Regions from separate parts of the Homo sapiens genome. Here region 2 is linked to region 1. A link is an interaction called in ENCODE POLR2A ChIA-PET data of the cell type or tissue named here. Cell type or tissue: endothelial cell of umbilical vein. All regions are shown on one strand. Each heading gives the region's core, and the rest is flanking DNA. Links, peaks and the distances in the headings are about the cores only. Region 1 overlaps PUS7 (pseudouridine synthase 7). Region 2 overlaps SYPL1 (synaptophysin like 1).

Region 1 (9,974 bases), core at 1,163-9,162:
TTCATAGTGGTACATTATATCTCTAGAATGCATTTTTCTTTGCTTTCACTGTCTTATGTAATGTAATGAATTGTAGATGATGGATAGGAAGTGCATTGTTGCCTTTTTTGTTGCTGGCTAGCCAAGTCTTTGAACAACATCAGTTATTTACTAATAGCCACAAATGTTTACACTGCTAAGAAAGGAATTATTGACTGGGCGCAGTGGCTCACCCCTGTAATCCTAGCACTTTGGGAGGCCGAGGCGGGTGGATCACCTGAGGTCGAGCATTCAAGACCAGCCTGGCCAACATGGCGAAACCCCATCTCTATTAAAAATACAAAAAATCGGCCGGGCGCGGTGGCTCACGCCTGTAATCCCAGCACTTTGGGAGGCCGAGGCGGGCGGATCACGAGGTCAGGAGATCGAGACCATCCCGGCTAAAAAACGGTGAAACCCCGTCTCTACTAAAAATACAAAAAATTAGCCGGGCGTAGTGGCGGGCGCCTGTAGTCCCAGCTACTTGGGAGGCTGAGGCAGGAGAATGGCGTGAACCCGGGAGGCGGAGCTTGCAGTGAGCCGAGATCCCGCCACTGCACTCCAGCCTGGGCGACAGAGCGAGACTCTGTCTCAAAAAAAAAAAAAAAAAAAAAAATACAAAAAATCAGCCAGATGTGGTGGTGCATGCCTGTAATCCCAGCTACTTGGGAGGCTGAAGCAGGAGAATTGCTTGAACCCAGGAGGCAGAGGTTGCAGTGAGCCAAGATTGTGCCGCTGCACTCCAGCCTGGGTGACAGAGAGAGACTCCGTCTCAAAAAAAAAAGCGAAGAATTATTTGGCCATCATTTACCTTTTTTGTTTTTTTTTAAAGAGAGCAGGTCTTACTACGTCACCCAGGCAGGAGTGTAGTGTGCAGTGGCTGTTCACAGGCACCATCATAGCGCACTGTAGCCTCCAACTCCTGAGCGCAGACAGTCCTCCTGCCTCAGGCCTCCCCAGTAACTGGGACTGTAGGTGCATGCCACCACACCTGGCTATCATTTACTTTTCTAGCTTGCATATGAATTTATGTTGTTTTAGTAGATTTTTTTTTTTTTTTTTTTGAGACGGAGTCTCTGTGGCCCAGGCTGGAGTGCAGCAGAGTGGTCTCAGCTCACTGCAACCTCAGCCTCCTGAGTTCAAGCAATTCCCCTGTCTCAGCCTTCCAAGTAGCTGGGACTACAGTCACACACTACCACGCCCAGCTAATTTTTGTATTTTTAGTACAGATGGGGTTTCACCATATTGGTTAGGCTGGTCTTGAACTCCTGACCTCAGGTGATCCACCTGTCTTGGCCTCCCAAGTGCTGGGATTACAGACCATGAGCCACTGCGCCCAGCCTCCCTGGATTCATGTTAAAATAAAGTTTCTCCTCATTCTTCTCTTACTGTGTTATGATTGTAAGTATGTTTATATTAAAACTTAAATTATGAGAATTAGGATTTCCTTATAATATTACAGTATGTGACTTCAGATGATCTTGTTTCTCTCTTACCAGAGTCAAGCCAAATATATTCTCCTACATGGGAACCAAAGATAAAAGGGCTATAACAGTTCAAGAAATTGCTGTTCTCAAGTAAGTAGAGAGCACGTAACAGGATTTATACTGTAAATATCCTGGCACTGCTTTTCAGAATTCTCAAATTTACTTTGGGGGTTTCTCTCTCAGCTTTAGATGGTGCTTCTGCCTATTTAAAAATTACTTTTCATTCTGTTTTTTTCTTCTTCTTATCTATGAAACGTGTATTATTTGTGTAATTTTTAAAGATTTTTTTGGTAAAGCCAAGAGAATAATGCTTCTTTCTCTCTTTTGTTCATTCATTGTTAAATATGTTATTTAAAATTACAACATAGTGAACATGCTGTTTTGTTGTACACCCGAGAGCTACAGATAAAAGCAATAGTCTGTGTTTTTGAAGCAATTATAATTAGTGGAATAGACGGACATGTAAATCAGAACTTCTCCTGCAGTGAGATAAATACTGAAATAGAGATATACTTTGGATGTTAATGTATGCCTGTCAACAAGCATGGGAGTTGATGTGGAGGGAACACAGGAAAGCTTTCATAGAAAATGGGATGCTGAGTTTTAATTTAGTTCAAGGCTTCTCAACCTCTCCACTGTTGCCCTTCGGGGCTGGATAATTCTTTGTTGTAGGGACTGTCCTGTGCGTTGCAGGATGTTTTGCAGCATCCCTAGTCTCTACCCACTATGTAGCAGTAGCAACTCCTTGCCCAGTTATGATAGCAAAGAATGTCTCTAGGCATTGTCAGATATTCCCTGAGGCCAGAATTGCCCCCGATTGGGAACCACTGGTCTAGATTCTAGAAGGATGAGTAGAGATTTCCTGGGGCTGGGTAGGATTTAGGATTGTTTTTTCCAAACCAAAAAAGCAGGTTAAGAAAAGACGTTGGAAAGCATATTTGGTACCTGGCATGTACTTTAGTTTTTGAGGAGCATAGCGAGAAATAAGGATCTAGGAGTTAGGCAGGATGTAGATCCTGAAGGGCCTGTTAGGTCAGGTTGAGGGTCTTTGCCTCAACCTTAATCTAAATGGGGATTGGTGTATAGAGGCTGGATTATGGATCGCCGGTGGAGCAAGACATGCAAAACTAGAGACCAGGGCTATTGACGTATTCTGGGGAGGGAGAATAAGGGTCTGAACCCAGTTAGTCACAGTGAAGGTAAAAGAGAAAGGATGAATTTAATAGCTGTACTGTGTCAGACACATTTAGGCTGTCTTATTAGTATACCTCCAGAGGCAAGGAATGGTGGGAGAGAGAAATAACATAGGGGCAAGGAAACTTCTGGGGGTGATGGATGCATTGTCTTTAATATGGTAATGGTTTCATGGGCTTATACACATGTCAAAACTTGTACATTTTAAATGTGTACAGTGTATGTCAGTCATACTGCAATTAAAAATAAAGTACGCTATGTTTGCTACCTCTACTTAAATACATGTATTTATTTTGGTTTCTCGGATTTTTTTTTTTTTTTTTTAGTCTTGCTGTGTCACCCAGGCTAGAGTGCAATGGTGGGATCTTGGCTTACTGCAACTTCCACCTCCCTGGTTCAAGTGATTCTCCTGCCTCAGCCTCCCAAGTAGCTGGGATTACAGGCATACACCAGTGCACCTGGCTAATTTTTATATTTTAAGTAGAGATGGAGTTTCGCCATGTTGGCCAGGCTGGTCTTGAACTCCTGACCTCAGGTGATCCACCCACCTCAGCATCCCACAGTGTTGGGATTACAGGCATCAGCCACCACGCCCAGCCCATATATTTATTTTGAATTTCCTCATCTTTTTATAAAGAATTTATGGTGGTATCTCCTCTTTACCCCATAATCCCCTACAATTGGGCTTCTTTCCCACTACTTTTCTGATTCCCCTGAAATAATGTAGTTGTTGAACCGGTTGTATCGTAATGTTTATTCCAGTTCTTTTTCTTCCTTGACCTTGAGACAGTGGCATGATGTCATAAAAGCAGTCATCTCACCATTGCTTTTACTGGTGGTGTGTACAAATATTGAAGCATTTGAAAGAGAGCAGGAGTAAATACATGAAGATGATGGTGTTCCTATCTGGTGGCCTGGTTTCATTTTCTCGCTGTGGCATATAGAATGTGGAGTCATTTGCTCAGAGTGAAGGGGCAGGAGTGGGTAAGGGAGCTTGAAAGAGAGTGGAGATTTGAAATAACCTTTGTGGGTAATGGACCAGGGACTCCCCAGAAACTCAGAAGAATGGGGGTAGGGGGACAGGGGTTTGAAGGCTCAGGCTTTCTCATCCTCTGTGGATAGAGGTCACAACAGAAGGTTTTTGCCTTGTTTTTGGTATCTAAAATACCTAGTCACCTCCTGTGATTTCTAGCTGGCTCTGTGAATTTTGTTTCTGATTAAAAAAAAAAAGTCAGTTTATTTTGTTTCTTTTTCTTTTCTTTCTTTCTTTTTTTTTTTTTTTTTTTTTGAGATGGAGTTTCGCTCTGTTGCCCACGCTGGAGTGCAGTAGTGGGATCTCACCTCACTGCAAGCTCCGCCTCCTGGGTTCACGCCATTCTCCTGCCTCAGCGTCCTGAGTAGCTGGGACTACAGGCGCCCGCCACCATGCCCAGCTAATTTCTTGTATTTTTAGTAGAGATGGGGTTTCACCATGTTAGCCAGGATGGTCTCGATCTCCTGACCTCGTGATCCACCCGTCTTGGCCTCCCAAAGTGCTGGGATTACAGGCGTGAGCCACTGGGCTCTGCCTATTTTGTTTTCAACACAGAAAGAACTAGGTAGAAAATGAAAGGCCTGCCATAACTGTACTTCTTCCGAGATCACCTTATTCACAACATGGTATATATTTTTTGAGGGACTTTTTTTCCTTTTTAAACAGCAATACTTATGTATTCTTATTTTGAACAATAGATGGTGTACCTTATTTCCTGTAGGTATATAGCAAAATATGTTTGAATGTATGGATATATCCTAATTTAAACTATTACTCTATTTTTGAATGTTACATTGTTTCTCGTTTCTTGCTGTTATAACCCAGTCCATGACAGACGTATTTGTAGCTAAATCTTGGCACACATCTGTGATAACTTCATTAAGATAAACTTAGCAGTGAAATTACTGACTTAAAGGGAATATGACATTTTAATGTGGTTTGTCTTTTTTCTTTCCATCTGCTGGTCAAAACACAGAGAAATTCTCTCTCTCTTTTTTTTTAATAGCAAAGCCTAATTATCCTGCAAAAAAGTGGTACCAATTTACCACCTTTATTCTGGTTCCCTAGAATCTTCCTCAGCATGGTGTTATGATGGGGACAGGGAGTCATTTGCTAATTTGAGGGTCAAAAAATGGCATCTTGTTATTTTATTTTGCGTTTTCTGATGTGAAGTCTTAGAATAGTTGAAGACCAAGAATATTTCTTTTTTTTCTTGGTCAGCCAGCAGATGTCACACTTCATCAGGACACTGCTCTGTCCTCAGATTTTTGCTGCCTTTATCATCTTCCTGTTGACTTAGTAAGAAACTGTGTTAGACACCTAAATGTTGGCCCTCTGAAAGCACACAGCACTTATCTCACGGATACAGGCTACACCCTTAGTTTGTTTAATGGATACATGGGGCCAGGCAGATTGGCCTTTCCCGTGGGAACTTGTGAACAGGAGAAACCCACTCTGCCACACAGGCATTTGAATGACTGCTGGATTGATCGGTCCTGGGGATAAGCAGCACGTCTTTTCAGCTTCATGAAACTCTAAAGCCACCTAGTAATTTTAACAGGGTCTCAGGCAGGAACAGTCTCATTCAGAATGATTTGTTTCTTTTCCTGCCTGTTCCTGCCAGTCTCCTTTCTGAACTTGGGCCAGTATTTCCCTGGCTTTGTTAATTAAGGTTTTCTGTGCATCATGTTGCTTAATTGGTTCCTGATGTTTAAAAGCAAGATTTTTATATTCCCTAGTTACTCACTGAATTTGCTGTAAATTTACAACCAAAGACCTTGATCTGGGATCATCATAATTAAAACTGTGAATAGTATCATGAAGACATTGTCAGCTTCATTCCATTTCTCAGGGAGCACCCATACCAACCAGAACTGAGTATAGTTCTTGCTTTTTGCTGTGCCAGTGGAATTTAGAGATGGATGTCTATCGTATATTCAAGAATTGATACTACTATTCGGCCACAAAAAAGAATGAAACAAAATACTGATATATACTTAAAACATGGATAAACCTTAAAAACATTCCACTAAGAAGTCAGGCGCACAAGGCCAGATATTGTATGATTCTGTTTATATGATGTGTCTGAAATAGGAAAATCTATAGAGGCAGAAAGTAGATTAATGGTTGCCGAGGTCTGCAGGGAGAGGAAACGGGAGTGACTGCTGAATAGGTACAGGGTTTCTTTTTCAGGTGATGGAAACGTTCTTGAAGTATATAGTGGTGATGGTTTCACATTGTTGTGAATATACTAAAAATCACTGGCATGTACACTTTATAACAGTTAAAATGGTGAATTATACATGTGTATATATATATTTATTTATTTTATTTTATTTTTTGATACAGGGTCTCGTTCTGTTATCCAGGCTGGAGTACAAGTGGCACAATCTCGGCTCACTGCAACCTCAGCCTCTGAGGTTCAAGTAATCCTCCTGCCTTAGCCTCCCGAGTAGCTGGGATTACAGGTGTGCACCACCATGCCCTGCCAATTTTTGTATTTTTAGTAGACACGGGGTTTCACCAGGATGGCCAGGCTGGTCTCGAACTCCTCATCTCAAGCAATTCAGCCACTTTGGCCTCCCAAAGTGCTGGGATTACAGGCGTGAGCCACCATGCCCAGCCTTGTGAATTTTATATTATGTTAACTTTATCTCAACTTAAAAAAAAAAAGGACAGAACTATCAGGCACTTCTGTGGCACCATCAGGAAGCAGTCTCCGGAACACTCTCTCTAGGACAGCTCCTGACCCTGAATTGTTCTGTCAGTTTCTACAGCAGTAGTTCCTGGCTGAAGAGGAGTTTTGTCCCCCGTTCCTCACTCTGTTCATACTGATCCTCCGCTTCTAGATTCCTTGGGATACAATCCCTGGGTTAATTCGTGCTCTTGGGTTCTACCATTGCTCCCATACATAGTCCAGGAATTCAAGGTTACAGTGAGCTATGATTGCACCACTGCACTCCAACCTGGGTGGCAGAGCAATTCCTTGTCTCTAAAAAAGGAAGAAAAAGTTATATAAGATAAGAAAATATACAAAAATCAATATGTACAGCTGGGTGCGGTGGCTCACGCCTGTAATCCCAGCACTTTGGGAGGCTAAGGCGGGCAGATTACTTGAGGTCAGGAGTTCCAGACCAGCCTTGCCAACATGGTGAAACCCCGTCTCTGCTAAAATTACAAAAATTAGCTGGGCTTGGTGGCAGGCGTCTGTAATCCCAGCTACTTGAGAGGCTGGGGGCAGAAGAATTGCTTGAACCCAAGAGGCAGAGGTTGCAGTAAGCCTAGATCACACTAGTGCACTCCACTCCAGCCTGAGTGACAGAGCAACACTCTGTCTCAAAAACAAAACAAAACAAAAAAAAAAAAGAAAGAAAAATAAATATAGCACCTGGATAGGTGCAGTGGCTCACGCCGGTAATCCCAGCACTTTCGGAGGCCAGGGTGGGCAGGCATGGTGGTGCATGCCGGTAGTCCCAGCTTCTCAGGAGGCTAAGGCTGGAGACTTTGTAAGCCCACGAAGCAGAGGTTGCAGTAAGCTTAGATCGCACCACTGCACTCCAACCTGGGCGACAGAGACTCTGTCTCAAAAACAAAAAAGAGATATAGCACTTAAAGCAATTTCATACTGGAACATGACTAGGTAGAATAGAGTAATCCTAGACCCAGATACATCCAAGGATTTAGTACGTATTCAAAGTATCATTTAAGATAAGTGGAGAAAATAATGGTTGATTCAAAAAATAATGGTTGATTCAAAAAATGTTGGATAACTGAGTAACCATCTAAAAAACCATTTAAGTGTGGCTCCCCTACCTCATTTCCCTTTGCTAAATAAATTCCAGGTGGATCATAAATTTGAACATTAAAATGCAACTTTAAAAGGACTCTACTTAGGCCGAGCAAGGTGGCTCATGCCTGTAATCCCAGCACTTTGGGAGGCTAGGGCGGGCAGATCACCTGAGGTCAGGAGTTCAAGACCAGCCATGACCAACATGGAGAAACCCTGTCTCTACTAAAAATACAAAATTAGCCGGGCATGGTGCCGCATGCCTGTAATCCCAGCTACTCGGGAGGCCGAGGCAGGAGAATCGGTTGAACCCGGGAAGCGGAGGTTGCAGTGAGCCAAGATCGCGCCATTGCGCTCCAGCCTGGGCAAAGAGCAAAACTCCATCTCAAAAAACAACGACGACAACAACAACAAAAAACAGTACTCTACTTACATTTGAGATTAAAAAAAAAAGAATCTCTGACCAGGTGTGGTGGCTGACCCCTGTAATCCCAGCACTTTGTGGGGCTGAGGCGGGAAGATCACTTGAGTTTGAGACCAGCCTGGCCAACCTGGTGAAACCCCATCTCTGCTAAAAATATAAAAATTGGCCAGGCATGGTGGTGTGTGCCTGTAGCCCCAGCTACTCAGGAAGCCAGGGCAGGATAATTCCTTGATTTCAGGAGCCAGAGGTGGCAGTGAGCTGAGATCATGCCACTGCACTCCAGCCTGGGCGACACAGAGCAAGACTCCGTCTTAAAAAAAAAAAAAAAAAAAAAAATCTCTGACTGGTGACATCCTAAGTATGAGTTAAATCTCAGAGCTTTTTTTTTTTTTGACAGCCAAGCTGGAGTGCAGTGGCACGATCTCAGCTCACTGCAACCTCTGCCTCCCGGGCTCAAGCAATTCTCCTGCCTCAGCCCCCAAGTAGCTGGGATTACAGGCGTGTGCCACCACACCCGGCTAATTTTTGTATTTTTAGTAGAGACGGGGTTTCACCATATTGGCCAGGCTGGTCTCGAATTCCTGACCTCAGGTAATCCGCCCGCCTCGGCCTCCCAAAGTGCTGGGATTACAGGCATGAAGCACCGCGCCCGGTCCCAGAGCTATTTTTTTTTTTTTTTTTAAGAAAAAAAGATTCATGAATTTAACTAAAGTTTCTCCATATAGTTGTTTGTTTTAATTTTAGAGATGGGATCTTGCTGTGTTGGCCAGGCTGGTCTTGAACTCCTGGGCTCAAGCTATCTGCCCATCTAGGCCTCCTAAAGTACTGGGATTACAGGCGTAAACCACTGTGCCTGGCCCCTACATAGTTTTTATTTACAGAAGAATGCCAACAAATATAGAAACACAGTTTCAGTCAACACAGTAATAATCAATTCAGCCAACAATCATGCTTGGGTACCTAAATAATTGGGTAAAGACTTTGGGGGAACAGGATTTTTACACAATTTCAAAAGTATTTCCCCACTGATGACTAATTAAAAGCAAAGACAAAGAGACTCTTAGAGTGTAAAAATCTAGTAAATACTATCCTAATTAAATGATTAAAGTTATTATCATTGTTGGACAAAATCACTGCCTTTTGATGTGATGCATTGAAAAGGGCCATATCACCTCAGTAATATTTCTACCAAAGTGTTTACCTGAGTCTCAGCATGAGGAAACAATCAGATAAATCCACATTGAAAGACGTGTAAAAGCGCTGGCCTGGATTCTTCTAAGGGCCAGATATCATGAAAAACAAGGCTAGACAGATCACTTAGTGGAAACCAAACAGACATCACAGCTGCAATGTGTGATCCTCAATTGGATCCTGGCAGCCTAAAAAACAAAAAGATGGCCAGGTGCACTGGCTCATGGCTGTAATCCCAACACTTTGGGAAGCTGAGGTGGGTGGATCACTTGAGGCCAGGAGATCGAGACCAGCCTGGCCAACATAGTGAAACTCTGTCTCTACTGAAAATACAAAAAAACATAGCCAGGTGTGGTGGCATGTACCTGTATTCTCAGCTACTCGGGAGGCTCAGGCAGAAGAATCTCTTGAACTTATCTCACGCCTGTAATCGCAGCACTGTGCGAGGCCAATGTGGGTGGATCACCTGAGGTCAGGAGTTCAAGACCAGCCTGGCCAACATGGTGAAACCCGTCTCTACTAAAAATATAAAAATTAGCTGGGCACGGTGGCTCATACCTGTAATCTCAGCACTTTGGGAGGCCGAGGCGGGCGGATCACCTGAGGTCAGGAGTTCAAGACCAGCCTGGCCAACATGGTGAAACCCCATCTGTACTAAAACTAAAAAAAAATTAGCCGGGCATGGTGGTGTGCGCCTGTAAGCCCAGCTACTTGGGAGGCTGAGGCAGGAGATTCACTTGAGCCAGGGAGGCAGAGTGAGCTGAGATCATGCCACTGCACTCCAGTCTGGGCAACAGAGAGAGACTGTCTCAAAAAAAAAAAAGGAAAGAAAGAAACAAC
Region 2 (9,974 bases), core at 1,231-9,230, 610 kb before region 1:
ACTTTGACTCATAAAAATCATACCTTGGCTCTAGGCATCTAATCTTTTGATTGTAAAGGCAAACGTGCTATAATATTTCATTTTAAGTGCTGAATGATCATTTGACTTAAAACCAGCATACATTTCTTTTGCATGTAAACACTCATACATAATATACTTTTATATCTATTTTTGAAGATTTCAGTTATCACTTTGATAAACTAAACCTTGGACAGAAAGAAATTTAAATAGATGATTTCAGATTAATGATGAAATTAAATAGCAATGAAGATCCTGCAACTAGAAACGTGTAAACAACACTCATAAACCAGGTGAATACTAGTATTCTCCAGTAGAATCCTCAGAATTAGCATGGTCTAGCAATAGAAGTTAAGGCTCCAAACTCTTTTTAAATTTTATTTATTTATTTTTTGAGACAGGGTCTCACTCTTGTCACCCAGGCTGGAGTGCAGTGGCACGATCACAACTAATTGCAGCCTTGACTTCCCCAGGCTCAAGCTTTTCTCTCACTTCAGTCTACTGGGTAGCTGGGACTGCAGGTACACACCACCACCCCCAGCTACTTCTATAATTTTTTATAGAGACAGAGTCCCACCATGTCACCCAGGCCAGTCTCGAACCCCTGGGCTCAAACGATCACCTGCCTTGGCCTCCCAAAATGCTGAGATGAACCACTGCACCCAGCCTCCAGAGTCTTTTTTTTTTTTGAGACAGAGTCTTACTCTGTCGCCCAGGCTGGAGTGCAGTGGCATGATCTCGGCTCACTGCAACTTCCGCCTCCCAGGTTCAAGCAATTCTCCTGCCTCAGCCTCCCAAGTAGCTGGGATTACAGGTGCCCACCACCACACCCAGCTAATTTTTTTTGATATTTTTAGTAGAGATGGGGTTTCACCATGTTGGCCAGGCTGGTTTCGAACACCTGACCTCAGGTGATCCACCCGGCTCAGCCTCCCAAAGTGCTGGGATTACAGGCATGAGCCACTGTGCCCAGCCTCCAGAGTCTTTTTTGCACTCCTATTAGTGCAAAATTTTATGGACAGAGCCACAATATGCATCTACAACTTAAGATGCATGTTTTACTATGTCAGTTAGTATCTTAAGGTATATTATATACTCAGTGCAAATTTTGTTTATATTTTTAAATCCTTGCTTCAGATACTATTCTGATAATTTTTTATTGTTGTGCCACCGTCTTGTGATCTGATTAAGTAGTCTGTTTTTACCTTGTAATATGGCTGTTGATTGTAATCATAGAGTAGTATGAATGCTTCCATTTTCTCTTTTATACATGAGTGTGTGTGTTACCAATCTATTTCTTTGAAGACATTTTAAAGCCATGGGTCAATTTTGTGAAGGTTGATTTGGTTAAAACTAGACAAATTATTCCATAAATCCAGGCCCACTCACATTGTAATGCATGAACACTAAAAGTGAAAGAATAGATGAGGTTATCACTGTCTGTCCTTCCATGTATGAGATTCCCCTTACCTTCAGGATACCCAGCATGCTGTACTGACATGTGACCTTCTGATGTGCATGCCCAGCATGGGTTTCAGTGGTATATTAATTGCAATAAAGCTTCAATTCCTTATTTAAGTCTGAAAGTAGATCTAAATAGAAGTTTACATATTTTCTTCTGGTACTCCAGTCTACTTTGGAGACTAGTGCTCTGGAAAACCAGGCTGTACTATTCACCCTGAGGTTACAATTCTCTGAATAAGATCTGCCATGGTGGTCATCTAGTATGGGTCTGGTGGGCAGAGAAGTAAGTGGGACTGTTTCTCTGGATACTTGGGGCTGTATGTGAACATGTAACTTTTCTGACTAAACAGAAGCTTGCTGTCACCCCGCCCCTGGATTCTTACTAGTCACTGTGCAGATAGAATTCCATGTCAGTAGTTTCAGTCATTCTTCATGGGGTAGGAGTATATGGGAAAATAAGTTTCAAAAGTGGCCAGAAAATATAAATCAGAACACCAGTACTCCTTCATTTTAGACTAGGGTTGGAAACTGAAATGGTCATAGGAACCACCCTCTAAAGTAAATGAGTGAAGCAAGATGTTTGGAAGAAAAAGAATAGTATGTCATTGATTACTTACTGGCAACTAACACACATCCTGAGGGCTGTTAAGACAATGGAGAAGCGGATAACCTGGAAAGCACATACTCTGCCATAAGTGACATCTGTCACTCAGTTCTCTCTGATTGTTGCTTTATGAGAATGTAGGTCTGATGTTGCCATTCTTCAGCTTTCCCATACACACTCAGGAAAAGCAGGAAATCCAAATTTTTATGTGTAATACCCTGATATTAAAACAATGACAACAAATTCACATTTTTTTGTAATACTGGAAAGGCCACACAAATATATTTGCAGGCCGGGTTTTACCAACAGGCTGCCAGTATATAACTTCCAGTCTAGATCAAAATAGCAGTAGAATATAGGGAGAAGTGAGATAGTTGGATATTTTGCCCTCATAATTTTGTACTTTGTTTAATATAAAATATGTGCTTTTGTCCCTTCTTTCTATAAGATAAAGACCAGAATTGCTGTCATGATATTTATCTATCCTTATAACAAAAAGCTTTAAAATAATAATTATGTAAGATTCAAAATATGGTTTTATTTATAAGTTATTGGAAATTATTTTTTCCTTAATTAAGTAGTTATTTAGTGAGCATCTGCTATGTGCCAGGTTTTCTGCTAGTCACTGAAAATCCTAAACAAAACCAGGTGCAAAGACATGACAGTCTGGCAAAGGAGCAGTAGAAGTGATAGTCTTGAAAGCAACAAGCTGTAGTGCAGTATGCCATTTATTTGCTACTTGTTATATTAGGAAATTCATTTTTCCATTTAATTTTTTTATTTTATTTTATTTTTAAGACAGGGTCTCACTGTGTTGCCCAAGCTGGTATTGAACTTCTGGGCTCAAACAATCCTCCTGCCACGGCCTCCCAAAGTGTTGGAATTACAGGCATAAGCCACTGCACCCGGCCCCATTTTATTTTTTAGAAAGCAAGTTACACAAGAAAAATGCCTATAGTAGAGTTCATATATAATAGAGTTAATGTCTATGATAGCTCAAGAGAAGAATCATGAGTTCTACCACAGGGAATTGGGTAGGGCCTTAAAAGATGAGCTAATCAGAGACAGGGCATTCCCAGAAGAAGAAGCATATACATTTAAGACATAAATACATGGTATGTTTCAGGAACAGTAAGCAGTATAATGTGACAGAATCATACAGTACCTGGCAGTGAATAGACTGCAGATAAATCTATCTAGAAAGATAAAGTTGAGGATCGATCAGCCATGCCTTTTATGCCAAATTAAGAAGTTGGAGCATTTTTTGTTTAATTTAGGTTGAAAAACAATTGAGGAAATTCCTTTAAATGGGAAGGACATGATCAGATTTTTATTTCAGATCAGTTTGGCATCATTCTAAACTAGCTCTGTCCAGTACAAAAAAATACAATGGGAAGCAAAAATGCAAACCACATAGTAATTTTCAGTGTTCTATTAACCACACTAAAATAAGAGGAAACAGGTGAAATTAATTTTAACAATATATTTTACTTAACCCAATCTATCCAGATTATTGTTTGAACAAGTCGTCAATATAAAAATTAATGAAGTATTTCACATCTTTTTCATAGTAAATCTTCAAAATCTAGTGTGTATTTTGCAGTTGGAGTATATATCAATTTAGATTAGTGACATGTAAAGTGTTCAAGACTCACAAGTAGCATTACTGGGTACTGCAGCTATAGTGCCCACATTATAGAAGATGAGTATCAATTGGAATGAAATTGGAAATGTGAGAAAGAGTCTGCTGGGTTAGTCCCAATGAAAAATGGTGAGGGCCTGAACAAAAATAGTGGCAGGTGTAATGTAGGCAGGTAAACAGAGCTTTTTAAAAAATGGTTTTATAGTCTAGGTAGTCATATGCAACATGGTTTTTATTTTGTTTTTGTTTTAACTCAGCATTGGATTTCTATGATTCATCTATGTTGATGTAGGCAGTTGTAATTCTTATATCTTTTTTGCCGTATAACTTCCCAGTGTAAGAATATACTATGGTATTTTATCCATTTCCCTGTTGCTTTTCCCCTCCCCATTTTTCATGAACATTCTTATATGTCTCTTAGTACGTGTGAGCAAGGGTTTCTCTTAGATCTATATACTAGTAAATCCTTTGTGACATTATGTTTATTATAAATATGTTCATCTAATTGGTAGCTTGTTTTACATTCAACAGCTGACTTGATTAAGATTTTTTTTCTGTAGTTGAATTTAACAATCTTTTATGGTTCTTTTTTACAAAAAAAAATCTTAAATTCTCCCTTTTCATGTGGTCACAGGTTTTCTTTTATATTGTCTTCACATTTTTTAAAGACTTTTTACTTTTGTGTGCAGCTCATCTGGACCATTTACTGAACAGCTCTTCCTTGTATTAGTTATCTATTGCTGTATAACAAATTACGCCGAGCTTAGCAGTTTAAAACAAAGGTCTGTTGACTTTTATTAAGTGAGATAATAAACCTCACCCATTCTTCTGTGGGTCAGGAATCTGGGAGCAGCTTAGCTATGTGGTTTGGGCATAGGGTCTCCCATAAGGTTGCAGTCAAGCTGTTGGCTGGGGTTGCTGTTATCTCAAGGCCTCCAGCTTATTCTCATGACTGTTGACAAACCTCAGAGGATCCCCTTCCAAGCTCAGTCATGTGGTTACTGGCAGTCCTCAATTCCACACCATGTGAGTTTATAAAAGTTGCCTGAGTATCCTCCCAACATGGCCACTGGCTTCCCCCGGAGAATGAGAAAGTTCGAGAGAGTGAGAAAGGAAGACAGAAGTTGCAATCTTTGGCCGGGCGTTGTGGTTCAAGCCTGTAATCCCAGCACTTTGGGAGGCCAAGGCGGGTGGATCACCGGAGGTCAGGAGCTCGAGACTGGCCTTACCAACATGGTGAAACCCCGTCTCTACCGAAAATACAAAAATTAGCCGGGCATGGTGGCAGGCACCTGTAATTACCCCTGCTACTCAGGAGGCTGAGGAAGGAGAATTCCTTGAATCTGGGAGGTGGAGGTTGCAGTGAGCCAAGATTGCACCATTGCACTCCAGCCTGGGTGACAGAGCGAGACTGTGTCTCAAAAAAAAAAAAAAGTTGTAATCTTTTTATAACTGAGTCTCAGAAAAGACATCCCATTTCTTCTACAGTACCATATTCTATTCTGTAGAAGCAAGTCACTACATTTAGTTGACACTCAAGGGAAGGGAAATCAGGCTCCATCTCTTGATGGGAGTTGTATCAAAGAGTTTGTGGGCATATCTTTAAAACCACCACATTCCTTTCCTCCGTGATCTACAAATCAACTCTGTTAGATACAATTTGTCTTATACACACTAGTCTATTCCTGGCCTTTTTATTCTGCTCCATTGGTTCAATTTGTGTATCTCATTTCTTTTCTTTTTTTTTTTTTTTAATTTAAACGTGGGTATATGCTCAGGACTCATTTTCTGGCCTTTTCACTCTGTGTATTCATGCATATTTATTCTGAGAGAGTATTGATTCTTCCATCTTTACCTTCTTTTTTAACATAAAACATTATTTAGTACAAATAATGAAAAATGATTTCATGACACATTTTCCAAGGAAAGTTACTTTTACATATTTTGAAATCCTGTAAAAACTGGGGATCACCTCTTAACAGTTAAGACCCCAAACTATGTGCTGGACATTACCTCAGACTCTTCCTATCTGTAACCAGATTCTTTTCATGTATCTTTTTTGTGGGGGGGGGGGGGGGGGGGGGGGGGGGGGCGGATGGGAAAAAACAAACCCTTGACAATTACTATAATGTGGATTATGGCCTACAAGATTCAAGGCCCTGGAATAATCCATGGGAAGCATTATGTCAAGTGTTCCACAGTGAATATTTGATATCAAATCTGCATTGAATATTATCTACTACCAGTTGCTGAGTGTGTGTGACCTTGAACAAAACGAAGCCCCTGACCTCTTCAAGTTTCTATTCTAGGGAAAGACAGACAAATTAAGTACTGTGTCAAGCAGTGGTAATTAGAACAGAGCAGAAATAGAGTAGAGGGAATAGGTAGTGCGGGGTAGGAGTGCTGTTATTTGATATAGTGTGGTGAGGGGAAGGTCTCTCTGAGAAGGTCATACTGGAACAGGAAGCTATGGAAGTGAGGGAGTGAAGCATGTATTCCAGGCAGAGGAAATAGCCAGTGCAAAGGTCCTGAAGGAAGAGTTTATCCCGTGTCATTAAAGGTATCGCATGGAAAGCAGTTTGTGTATACAGATTAGGTAAAGGAAAAAGTAGCAACATGAGGTCAGAAATATAAGGGAAGAAAGGATCTTGCAGGCCTTTATATGAACTTTGGTTTTTATTCATAGAGAGCTCAAAAGCCATTGGAGGGTTTTGAGCAAAGGATAACATTTTCTGCCTTACATTTTTAAAAGATTGTCTTGGCTGTTGTGTTGATAACAGACTGAAGCTGGGGCAAGGGCAGAAGCAGAGAGATCATTTAGAAGGCTGTTAGTGCAAAATTCAGGCAAAAGGTGATGGTAGTTCAGATCAGGAGGCAGTACAAGTGGTCAGATTGCAAATGTATTTTGAAAATAGAGCCATCACCACTTGCTGAAAGATTGAGCTCCTGGACTTTAACAGCGCATCTGGAATTTTTTGCTTACTTGTGTTGTTTTGTAGAAAATTCACAAGTACAAAAATAAAAAGGAATTATTTATCTTCCTTTGAGAGGTGACCAGTGTTAAAATTTTGATGCATAACCTTTCTAGTTTTTGTTGTTTAAATCTACTTTGTATGTAATGAACACTTTCTATGTTGTTAATCTCCAACATTCTATGTTGTTAATTTCCAACAGCTATATAATGTTTCATTGCATGAATGAATGAATGGATGAATTATAGTTTGATTCCCTGTCAACATTTAGGTTGCTTCTAGGTTTTTTGTGTTTTAGATGGTATTTGAGAGAACACCATTCATTTTTTTAAGCATATACATGATTAGGAAAATAAGTTTCCAACAACTTTTTGAGACCTGGAAATACCCACAAGGGAGGTTTAACAGGCTCATGAAATAGTGTCTCTTCTCTGCTGACAACCTCTTGGCTTTACAAATTACTGGTAACTTGTGTTCCAAATAAAAATACCTCCAATTCACCCCTTTTGATTTTATACTAATAAATGAGTCTCCCTCTATATTTCATACTAATACTTAGTGGATACACTAAAGTATGAGCAAATGAATTGTCATATGGGCTGGTACATTTATTTCTATATTATACTCCGGGGAAAATAAAATCACATTTGTCGAGGTTTGCAAATGAATGTTTTAATGTCTTTCACCATCTTAGTTTGTGTTTAAGAATTTCTAGAATGTAGCCAGGCATGGTGGCACACTCCTTAGTCCCAGCTACTTGGGAGGATCACTTGAGAGTTCAGGGCTGCAGTAAGCTATGATTGTGCCACTACACTTGAGTCTATACAACAGAGTGAGACTCATCTCTTTAAAAAAGGGTAGTGGGGGCTGGGCACAGTGACTCACACCTGTAATCCCAGCATTTTGGGAGGCCAAGATGGGAGGATTGCTTGAGTTCAGGAGTTCAAGCCCAATCTGAGCAACATAGCGAGGCCTCATCTCTACTAAAATTCAAAGAAAAATTAGCCAGGTGTGGTGATGCACACCTGTGATCCAGCTGCTTGGGGGACTGAGGTGGGAGGATCACTTGAGCCTGGGAGGCCAAGGCTGCAGTGAGCCCTGATCGTGCCAGTGTACTCCAGTCTGGGCGACAGAAACCCTGTCTCAAAAAAAGAATTTCTAGAATGTTAGCCAATTTTTAATAATCAGTGTGCTTACAGTTTTAGTGACCCTTGTTTTGGTTGTAGTATTGCTTATCTTTTTTTTCTTTTGTCTTTTTTCATCTTACTTTGTGTAGATTGCTTCTATCTTTGCTTTTGCCACCTGTGGAGGTTTTAAGGGCCAAACAGAAATTCAAGTGAATTGTCCTCCTGCAGTTACTGAGAATAAAACTGTTACAGCTACTTTTGGTTATCCATTCAGGTGAGTTATATTTATTTTAATGGTTTCACAACTCTTTTTACTTTCACAGTGAGTCATTAAGATTTCCAGCAATTTATTGATTGTGGGGGGTAGAAAATTTTAGACTGTATGCTCATTTGTAAGTGATCATTACCTCCCAAACTGTGGTACACAGACCCATGCCTGTCTAAAAACATCTCCTGATCTGTGACAAAATAGTACAGAAAGTGAGAGTAAGCATTTAGAAACTTTTATAACAATGTGATGTTGCCTTGATAATTTTATTCTAACAGAGGATTGGAAATGTAAAAATAAAGCAAACTAGAGATTGTTCTATCACCTTAGTATAAGAAGCCCTAATGTAGAAGGAAACATAACTTAGAAAAATCCAGATTCTCAGTGTTTTTTGTAATTGCTGAATATTAATGTCTTTATATAGTTTTAAGACATATGTATATAAAGAGATTCCATATTTCATTCATTAGCATAAAGCCACACTTTCTTAAAGTAAAATGAGTATTTCATCTGTGAAGTCTTGTTTGACATCAGTATCCATTGAAAAGTTTATTGAATATGTCCTGTGTTTAAGCCAGGGTGGGAATCTTCTTTCACTTACTAATTTTACTTACTTCACCCAAGACTCAATTTTTTGGTCCAGTAATTGGAAGTATTATCTTGTAAGGCTGTTTTGATGATTAAATAAAATCCCCATATTAAAGATAAGTCAGATAATAAGTGGTTAATCATCAAAGCCTCTCTATCTTGTATCCTTTCTCCTAGACACTTCTCACATAAGGGACTGTTACAGCATCTTTAGTGACAAGTTTTTTACAATTTATGGTTGGGAAAAATGAAAGGCAATATTTATTGTTAGCAACTATTGATCCAGGGTTAAAAATGTGAATCATTGTTGTGATTGGCTCTCTTGGGGCTAGTCACACATACTCTGCCACACAGAATGAAATATGATGTCTCAAAGTATAAACCATTTGGTATAATCTCTCCTACCTAATTGTTTACTGCAGGAAGATAGTATCTGGGTATGAAAGTATTTAATTCAGTCTATATTCAATGTATCATAAACTAATACCAGGTATAACATATACATTTATTATGAAAATTTCAGTTTACTTAAATATAATATTTGAATTTTACTTTTTTCCCCAAAGGAATGTTTTTAATATATTTGGGGAGTATTTTTTGAAGTGTCACTCATTGTTTTGCTTAAATGTTTCTGTCTCTGTTGGGAAAGTCCAATAATTCATACATTTATTTTAATAGGTTGAATGAGGCATCATTTCAGCCACCTCCAGGTGTAAACATATGTGATGTAAATTGGAAAGATTACGTCCTCATAGGCGATTACTCTTCTTCTGCACAATTCTATGTTACCTTTGCAGTCTTTGTGTTCCTGTACTGCATTGCTGCCCTTCTGCTTTATGTTGGCTACACGAGTCTGTATCTGGATAGTCGTAAACTTCCTATGATAGTAAGTAATCACTTTATTTTTTAAATACAAAAATAATTTGTATAAGCTAAATATAGATTTTCTTATACTGGAAATAAAAATTCTTGGTGTAAGCCAGTTCAGCATATTTTAGCCTGTGTTTGCCACGAGGTTGAGCTTTCTCCCATTAAGTTTAACTCAATTTTTTTTAGCCTATTTGCACTATAAGGAAAGTTTATTTCTTTTTTAAATCTATTTTAACTTGGAAAAAACTCAGATATGTAATAAAGCACATCAGGTTACAAATAGCAAAAAAATTAAGTCGAAATTCTTTTAATTTGAAGAATTACTTATCACAACATAGTCTCATAACTCTTTCTGCTTCTTACTTTTTTTCTTTCTCTAAAGGCCCACTTTATACTTCTACAAAACTTATTGAGTTTAATT

The links. Peaks named below come from ENCODE experiments on the same cell type or tissue, not always from the same donor. Only the 100,000 strongest peaks of a DNase experiment are listed, where the experiment ranks them.
Region 2: POLR2A ChIA-PET joins it to region 1 with 8 read pairs; 3 of 35 experiments call an interaction of 5 or more read pairs at or near these places.

What each region holds. Positions count from the first base shown.
Region 1 is chr7:105,483,161-105,493,134 of GRCh38, reverse strand. It overlaps PUS7 (pseudouridine synthase 7), which reads left to right. Exons shown (of 16, transcript NM_019042.5): 7 at 1,518-1,595. Among named protein-coding and RNA genes, the nearest start is that of PUS7, 34 kb to the left of the region's middle. In endothelial cell of umbilical vein, for the core only: CTCF peaks have their summits at 4,765 and 4,967 (motif pointing right); a DNase peak (open chromatin) is centred at 5,114; H3K27ac peaks cover 3,914 bases.
Region 2 is chr7:106,097,285-106,107,258 of GRCh38, reverse strand. SYPL1 (synaptophysin like 1) reads left to right here. Exons shown (of 5, transcript NM_182715.4): 2 at 7,977-8,101; 3 at 9,362-9,569. Among named protein-coding and RNA genes, the nearest start is that of SYPL1, 10 kb to the left of the region's middle. In endothelial cell of umbilical vein, for the core only: no CTCF peak of the experiment used is centred there; DNase peaks (open chromatin) are centred at 2,148 and 6,198.